Regions from separate parts of the Homo sapiens genome. Here regions 2 and 3 are each linked to region 1. A link is a contact called in ENCODE Hi-C data. All regions are on one chromosome and are shown on one strand. The core of a region is the stretch at or near the end of the contact, and the rest is flanking DNA. Distances in the headings are between cores, read along the strand shown.

Evidence for each region. Hi-C counts contacts between places; a loop is a spot of excess contacts on that map. Pooled maps may share reads with other maps.
Region 2: a loop to region 1 is called in a map of gastrocnemius medialis, with 4 times the contacts of the local background. The contact joins the enhancer-like site here to the promoter of LINC01682 in region 1. A Hi-C loop is called at or near these places in 3 of 168 maps with a recorded cell type or tissue (gastrocnemius medialis, left cardiac atrium and psoas muscle) and 3 of 50 pooled maps.
Region 3: a loop to region 1 is called in a map of gastrocnemius medialis, with 3 times the contacts of the local background. The contact joins the enhancer-like site here to the promoter of LINC01682 in region 1. A Hi-C loop is called at or near these places in 5 of 168 maps with a recorded cell type or tissue (MCF 10A, endothelial cell of umbilical vein, gastrocnemius medialis and 2 more), 1 of 37 single-sample maps with no recorded cell type and 7 of 50 pooled maps.

The regions. Positions count from the first base shown.
Region 1 is chr1:229,884,395-229,887,094 of GRCh38, forward strand. It overlaps LINC01682 (long intergenic non-protein coding RNA 1682), which reads right to left and starts at 1,424. Exons shown (of 2, transcript NR_146476.1): 1 at 1,146-1,424.
Region 2 is chr1:230,213,824-230,216,523 of GRCh38, forward strand. All of the region lies in intron 3 of GALNT2 (polypeptide N-acetylgalactosaminyltransferase 2), which reads left to right. Among named protein-coding and RNA genes, the nearest start is that of GALNT2, 150 kb to the left of the region's middle. Within about 2 kb of position 1,433, at least 22 of the 41 ENCODE cell types and tissues checked have a DNase peak (open chromatin) inside an H3K27ac peak, as active enhancers do; they include gastrocnemius medialis and psoas muscle, where a contact is called at or near this core.
Region 3 is chr1:230,298,346-230,301,045 of GRCh38, forward strand. No RefSeq gene overlaps it. Among named protein-coding and RNA genes, the nearest start is that of PGBD5, 130 kb to the right of the region's middle. Within about 2 kb of position 1,451, at least 5 of the 41 ENCODE cell types and tissues checked have a DNase peak (open chromatin) inside an H3K27ac peak, as active enhancers do.

The DNA of each region.
Region 1 (2,700 bases), core at 174-2,673:
ATTCACAAGGGTAGCTTAGGAATCAATATTTTTGCTTTGGAACGCATCAAAAGGATACAATGTTGGGATTAGCACCTAAATAATCAGGGGACAGGCAGAGTATATGGGACCCCAGTAGAAACTAGAGTGGCCATTAGTTGATAACGGCCAAAACTGAGTGATGAGCAAATCGGGTTAATTTTACTATTTTCTCTGCGTACTAAGCATTGCGGGAGGGACTGAGTAAAGTGTCTCTAAAAGGGACATAAGTATTGTCTTTTTCCCAAACAGTCAGCAGAGCTGTTGCCATCAAGCATTATGAAATGTGGGAAGCAAAGGGCTGGAAGAATCTCGAAAAGTCGAATCTCCCCACTGCATGCTGGCATCATCACCATAACCACTCTCATCGAGAGGATCATCTGTTGGGGGCAGGATTTGCTCTTTTCCTGGGCTTACTAAATAACCAGCAGAGGGAAACACACAAGAAAGTTTGGCACATTGGATGTTTCCTCAGGCTCAGCACAACCAGCTCCACCTGCCCAACATCACACGAAGAGAGTCAACACTGCAGGACCTGACACAGGCAGGGGCCAGCCACCCTGGTGTTGGCAAGCAGCCCACCCAGGAGACAGAACTCCAGGTCTGCCTGATGGTTCACATCATGTGCAGGGCCAGCGGGGGGCAGTGGCAGCAGAGCATACAAACACACTGACTTTGGGGAGGTGCAGACTTAGCACCAAGTCTGATTTGGTCATTGCTGCGGGCAGGTTGTCAAATCTCTGGGAGCCTCCATTTTCTTACCTGTAAAATGAAAATAATAATACAGTTGAGCATCCCTACTCTAGAAATCCGAAATCGAAAATGCTCCAAAATCCAAAACTTTTTGAGCATCAACATGACACCACCAGTGGAAAATTCCAACCTGGTTTCATGTGACAGGTTATAGTCACAACTATGTTTCATGCACTAAAGTATTTAAAATATTACACAAAATCACTTTTGGGCTATGTGCTGCATATAAGGTGTATATGAAACATAAATGAATTTCATGTTTGGACTTCAGTCCCATCCCCAAGATATCTCATTATATATACGCAAATATTCCAAAATCTGAAAAAATCCAAAACACTTGTGGACCCAAGCATGTCGGATAAGGGATATTCCACCTGTAATACTGCTGGTGTCCTGGCTTGGGAGGATTTCTGGAGGTGGTGCACAGGAAGCATTTAGCAGAGGGTCTCATGCATGAGGAATGGGAGTTATTCTTCTTATGGAATCTGCTCTCTGGCTCTCGGGCCTCCCTGGAGCAGAGGCTGCCCAGTCTCTGTCTGCAGCCCCATCTTCCACTTCAGTGTGCTCCAGCTTCAGTGTGCTCCAGCGGACTCTGGGGCCCAGAGCTGCATCTCTTTGCCTGAAGCCTTTCTCTGTAGCCACAGAAGGTCATTCTGCCCTCAGGCAAGGCAGTCCAGGAGGAGAATTAATGAGAGAAGCAATCTTTGAATCCTGCACGGAAACACTGAAGCTTCTCCCACCCACAAGGTATGTGTGTTCTGCTGGCTTCCAGCTCCCTGTGGCATTAGGCTCCTGTTACCCACAGCCATGGCTGCTGTGATAACACACCCTGTACCGGCCACATCCCCTTTCCTGTCTCATTTCACTACTCCCCTAATGATGTTTTCCTTTACCTCCCAAGGAAGCAACATGTGCTTGTGTCCTTTCCCAGGGATTGCTTCTGGGGGTAACTCAAACTAAGGCATTGCCCACTACCCGCCACGTTCTCCCGATTTCTTCAGCATCTCAGGCTCCTCACTCAAGCTGACTTCAGATCTCATGTCTCCCTCCTCCTGCCCTTTTGGTGGTGGCCGCTGTGTGCCATGGCCAGATATCCAGTGGAGGCCCCTCATCACAGCTGTGGCAGATGTGAACTGCGTGTCCCTGCCTTAGGTGCAGCCTGCGTGGGGTTCCCCACCACGGTCTAAAGCCTCTGAGGTGCTCCCTGCATTCCTGCAGGTAGGCTGAGTTTCTTGAAGAAATGGGGAATGTGCTTCTTTCCCCCAGCTCCGTCATCTGGATTCTAAAGCAGCCCACTTGGACCCAGCCCAGACCAACCCTACAGTCTCCTGTGGTGCTAGCTGGCTCAATAATGTATCTTTATTTGCCCCATCCACCTCCCAAATAAATCACTGTGCTCAAATCTTTGCCTTGGGATCTGCTTTGGGGGCCCCCCAAACTAAGACAGCTAGAGTTTGAAGGGGTCTTGGTAGCAGAGTTTTGTGGGATTCTGCTCTTGGATCCTTTGCTGCTCAGAGGGCAACAAGGCCCCGGTTTTCGGTGGTAAGTGGGTGGTGATGACCCCTTGGCATGCATCGTGACTGTTAAGAATGTCTTCACTTGGTGAATAAGCTACTGCAGCTCCACCCAGTAAGCAGCCGGAATGCCAGGGTGGATGCGGGTCTTTGGTACACTGCTCTCTGATGCTGCGGCTAGGAATTCCCACCTACCACATTTCTGCCCTGCCAGTGGCTCCCAGTTAGGCTCTGGGGCGGGGGGCAACGGGAAGCTGGAGGAAAACTGGAGGCTAGAGAAGAAAGAAGGGACATGCTCCTTCTCATCTCCTCCCTTCCTCTGGTGTCAGGCTCATCCCAGCAATGATGCATCACCTTTGCACTCACAACACTTGGTTCCAATAGCAACAATTGGTTCCAGTTAATGGCTTTGCCC
Region 2 (2,700 bases), core at 183-2,682, 330 kb after region 1:
ACAGACCTTCTAATAATTTACCTTCCACTTACCTTCAGCCCTTTGTGCTCTTGTTGTCATTTAGCTTAATTCTTTCTTTATAAACTCTATAGGATATCTTTTATTGTTTTATGCAGTAAATATCCTTTTGATTTATTCACATATTTATATTCCCATTGCTCCTCATTTCTTATATTTCTATTTTTCTACCTAAGACCATATTCCTTCTGTATTTCATTAGTATTTCTATTAGTCCCAGTATGTTGGCAATGAATTGTATCCTTTTGTTTGTCTGAAAACATCTTAACTTTACTTTTTTTTTTTTTTGAGACGGAGTCTCGCTCATGTTGCCCAGGCTGGAGTGCAGTGGTGTGATCTAAGCTCACTGCAACCTCCGCCTCCCCAGTTCAAGTGATTCTCCTGCCTCAGCTTCCCAAGTAACTGGGATTACAGGCACCCACCACCATACCTGGCCAATTTTGTATTTTTAGTAGAGACTAGGCTTCACCATGTTGGCCAGGCCGGTCTTGAACTCCTGACCTCAAGCCATCTGCCCACCCCAGCCTCCCAAAGTGCTGGGATTACAGGTGTGAGCCACCACGCCCGGCTTACTTTTGTTTTTGAAGAGTCTTTTCACTGACTGTGAAATTCTGGGTTGACAGTGACTGTCAGCACCTTTACGTTGTCTTTCAGTTGTCTTCTGTTTTTTGTTGTTTCTGGCGAAATGTCTACCGTTAGTCTTGTTCTTTTTGAAGACATTTGACTTTTCCTTCCAGCTGCCTTTTCAGATATTTCTTTTTTTCAGCAATTTTGCCATAATATGCCTAGCAGTTGTTTTCCTTGTGCTGAACCTGTTTGGGATTTGTGGAATTTCCTGACTCTTGAGCTTCATGCCTTGTCAGTTTTGCCATGCTGCAGTTCTGTCTCCTCTTCCTCTGAGACCCTAATTTCATCTTTGTTAGATAATTCTGCGTTTCCTCTGTCCCTCATAAGCTCTTTTCTGTACTTTTTATTCTTTTTGATTCCCTGTGTCTCAGTCTGGATATATTTCTGTTGGCCTGCTTCCTGTTCATTGATCCTTTCCTCTGCTCTGTCTAGTCTGCTTTTAAATCCACTGCTGAATTCTTCATTTCAGTGATTGTGTTTTGTTGTGTATGAATAAATACCGAGATATTTCAGGGCTCTCACTGACTTTTTCCTCCAAAGAGGATTTAGTTTTGTTCTCTGGCAGGCAGTTAAAATAGGGCAGGTCACCTTAATCAAGTCTGGAATTGAGCTGGTATAAAGCTGGGTTTCGGTCTTTTGTGAGAGAGCTGGTGAGTTTCCAGTTCTCTTTTGCCACTAGGAAGTAGCCCTGTGGGATTCGACCTGGAAGTCTGGGATATGTATCAGAGCCCAGTTTCCTCAGCAAGCCCTGAAGTCCATTTCTGGCCTCCACAGCTCCACAGCACCTCCAGAAGCTTTCACTTGGCTCTGCACCTACAAGACCATCGCTTCTGCTCGGCTCAGTCGGCCGTTTGGCTCTATGCCGTTTGAGGGGAAGAGGATCAGAGAATGTTGGCCTTCCTCTCTAGGTGCTTCTCCTTTCTGGAAACCTGACCTCACACCTGGCTGCTTTGCTAGCTCTCTAGTGCCTTCAAATAGATTCTTCAGTGTATTTCATCCCGAATTTCTGGTTGCTTTTAGTGAGTAGGTTGGTCTACAGCAAGGAACTTTACTGTCACTGGAAGCAGGAAAAACACCTGAGTGTTTTATTTGGAATTCAAATCCACTCTGAATTTGGCAGTTTATAAATTTTGCCCTGAGCAATAATGTCTATCTCGAAGGAGAGTAAATGGAAATACAGGCTTGAAGTTGGGATGTGTTGCTTTTATTAATAGCTCAACCAGCTGTTAGCTCCCAGACTGAGGTTAAAATAATCTCTGTAAACCCTGGGTTTCTTATCTGTAAAACAATAATCATGCTTGCCTGGCCTGTCTTACAGCATTTTTATTAGGCTCAGATGTACACATAAACTACATACATTAATTACACAAATTCAGGACATTAATATAGTGACTAGTGGCTTGTATATATATCAGCTTTAAGTAAAGAATGAACTGTTATTTTGTTACACTTTGCTCTCAAAATGTGTGTGACATGGCTGGCAGACTTTCAGCTTCCAGTATGTGAATGCCTCTGTCACACTGAGATGGTATTGGATTGTTTTATCATAGAACCAAAAACAGTTGTGGAAATAGCTGTGAAGCAGTGATCCTACCTATTTCAGAAAGAAATTAGACCAGGAAAAATGGAGTCAACAGAGTTTTGCTTGATAAATGAGATCAATCTTCGAGTCCTAACAAACTGTCCTACTTCAACTATCCATTTAAAACCCATCACTTTGCCCCCCGTCGTGGAACCATGAAACTGAAAGAACAACTTTCTTTTTCAGTGGAAGGGTTTTGTATATTTTAGGAAACAGTCAAAATACTGTAAAATTTATTTTAACTTTTTTTGTCATTTAGGCTACGTATTTCACTTGAATATGGTTTCGGAGATTACTTGTGATGTTTCTAATGAACTTAAAAGAAGCAGCATTGTCAGTTTATGGTACATTCATTATTAAGTCAAAACACCGATCTGTTCACTGGTGTAACTGACAATTCACATATACTTTGGAGTTGTCTCACCCCGTTGCCCAAGCTGGAGTACAGAGATGTGATCATAGCTCACCGTAAC
Region 3 (2,700 bases), core at 201-2,700, 410 kb after region 1:
AAGAAGACATTTATGAAGCCAAAAGACACATGAAAAAATGCTCATCATCACTGGCCATCAGAGAAATGCAAATCAAAACCACAATGAGATACCATCTCACACCAGTTAGAATAGCAATCATTAAAAAGTCAGGAAACAACAGGTGCTGGAGAGGATGTGGAGAAATAGGAACACTTTTACACTGTTGGTGGGACTGTAAACGAGTTCAACCATTGTGGAAGTCAGTGTGGCGATTCCTCAGGGATCTAGAACTAGAAATACCATTTGACCCAGCCATCCCATTACTGGGTATATATCCAAAGGACTATAAATCATGCTGCTATAAAGACACATGCACACGTATGTTTATTGCGGCACTACTCACAATAGCAAAGACTTGGAACCAACCCAAATGTCCAACAATGATAGACTGGATTAAGAAAATGTTGCACATATACACCATGGAATACTATGCAGCCATAAAAAACGATGAGTTCACGTCCTTTGTAGGGACATGGATGAAATTGGAAATCAACATTCTCAGTAAACTATCTCAAGGACAAAAAACCAAACACCACATGTTCTCACTCATAGGTGGGAATTGAACAGTGAGAACACATGGACACAGGAAGGGGAACATCACACTCTGGGGACTGTTGTGGGGTGGGGGGAGCGGGGAGGGATAGCATTAGGAGATATACCTAATGCTAAATGACGAGTTAATGGGTGCAGCACCCCAGCATGGCACATGTATACATATGTAACTAACCTGCACATTGTGCACATGTACCCTAAAACTTAAAGTATAATAATAATTAAAAAAAAAAAGATAAAGAACCCAGGGCTCAAGGGGAACCCACGATTGCTCAAGATCATCGTCAATAACAGAGCTTGGTGGAAATTCACAAGTACTGACTCCACGGCCAGAGATCGTCTCTCCACTGGAGAGCGACTTCCTCCCTCTGGGTATGTGGCCTGTCAGTTTGACAACCAGGCCCTGCCTCCACTCCTTTAAATGCAGGGTCAGCCTGAGGGAGGGAAGAGGCAGAAAAAGGGCCCAGAGGTGCCAGATCTTCCTACAGTGGCCCTGTGCCAGGCCGTTCACCCAGAGGGAGGGTCTGCCTTCCATGTGCATCCCAACTGTCCTTTCTTTCTGTGTCTCCACCCTGGCTGTGAGGCTCTTCCCAGCAGACAGATCACAATGGACCTGTCCCTGTTATGATCCTTTGTTTGGTGACAGATAAACTGGGCAAAGTCTAAAGGCTGCCCCTGAGACAGTACTCACGATTACAATGATTTTTCCAGCCGCGTCATCCTTTTAAACTTTCATTTGACTTCCTGTTCCTCACGAGCACAGGGAGAAATGAGGGCTCCGTTCCTTGAACCAGAAACACAAAAGGGAGTTCTCCAAGCTGATCTGTGCCTGTGCATTTGGCAAGGACAAAAGCAGATGCTCTGATGTGACTGTTTCCTGGTTCTTCCTCTTTGCATTGAAACCTGCTCTCTCCGCTCTTCGGCAAATTCGCCCCGAGGAAGTAAGGTGCTGGGCACCTGTCACCACTGTATTGACTTGAAACTCCTGAATGTGCCCACTGCCCTCAGAATCCCTCCGGGGCCTGAAATCACCTCCATATTGATTTCTTGTTGCTGCTGTAACAAATGACCTCCAACTTGGTGGCTGCAACAACACAAATGTAGTACCTTACAGCTCTGGAGGTCAGAAGTCTGACACGGCCTCCCTGGGCGAAAGTAAAGGTGTCTGTAGGGCTGCAGTCCTTTCTGGAGGCTCTGAGGGAGGATTCCACTTCACACTGTGCCCAGCTTTTAGAGGTGTCCATGCCCCTTGGCTTACATCCCCCCATCCATCATCAAAGCCAGCAACGTTGCACCTCCTGCGTTCTTCACAGCCGTGTCTCCGCTGTAAACACAGCTGGGAAAGGTTCTCACTCACAAGGACCCTTGTGATGACACTGCACCCACAGGATATTCCAGGGTCCTCTCCCTGCCTCACAGACAGCTGATTGCAACCTGAACTCCTCTGCTACCTGAATTCCTGTTTGCTGTGAAAAGTAACATAGGCTTAGGTCCTGGGGATTAGGAGGTGAGCCTCTTTGTTTCGGGGTCGGGGCTCCTCGTTCTGCCCACCACACCTCCCATTAAGGCTTGCCATCATGATGGGCCATTACTGAAATGAGGGTGTTACCTGGGCAGTCGGGGTTTAAGGCCATCCCCACCACTGCGCACCAGCCCGCTGATCATGAGCACGGTGCTGGTCATAGTTTTTGAGACAGGGAGGTCCTAGAAGGCTCCAACAGCAGGAAAGGTAGGTTTCTCTAGCACTCATGGGTGGATGCCTTAGAAATAAGAGAGAAACAAACAGCCTCTGGGCCTTGAGAGGTTTAGATTTCCCATTTGAAGCAGAGGTGGTGTGGAGGGGAGGGCCGGGGCCAGCACCTGTTCAGAAAATGCATTCCCCAGAGATGGAAGCAGGTGACAGTGTTCTCACATTAGTTGTGCTGAGAGAAAAAGTCCTTCGTTCAGCTGCGCCCAAGGCTTTATTCACAGACTCCCGTCTCTCCCAGGGGTGCTGGAAAGACCTTGGGGACCTCCTCACCCTTCTTGCTGGAAGATGCCCGTACCGCAGCGCACGAGACCCCAGCTTTTCCGGGGCGGCTGCACTGTCAACTCAATGCCTAGCAAGGATGCGTCCGGCTGGGCATA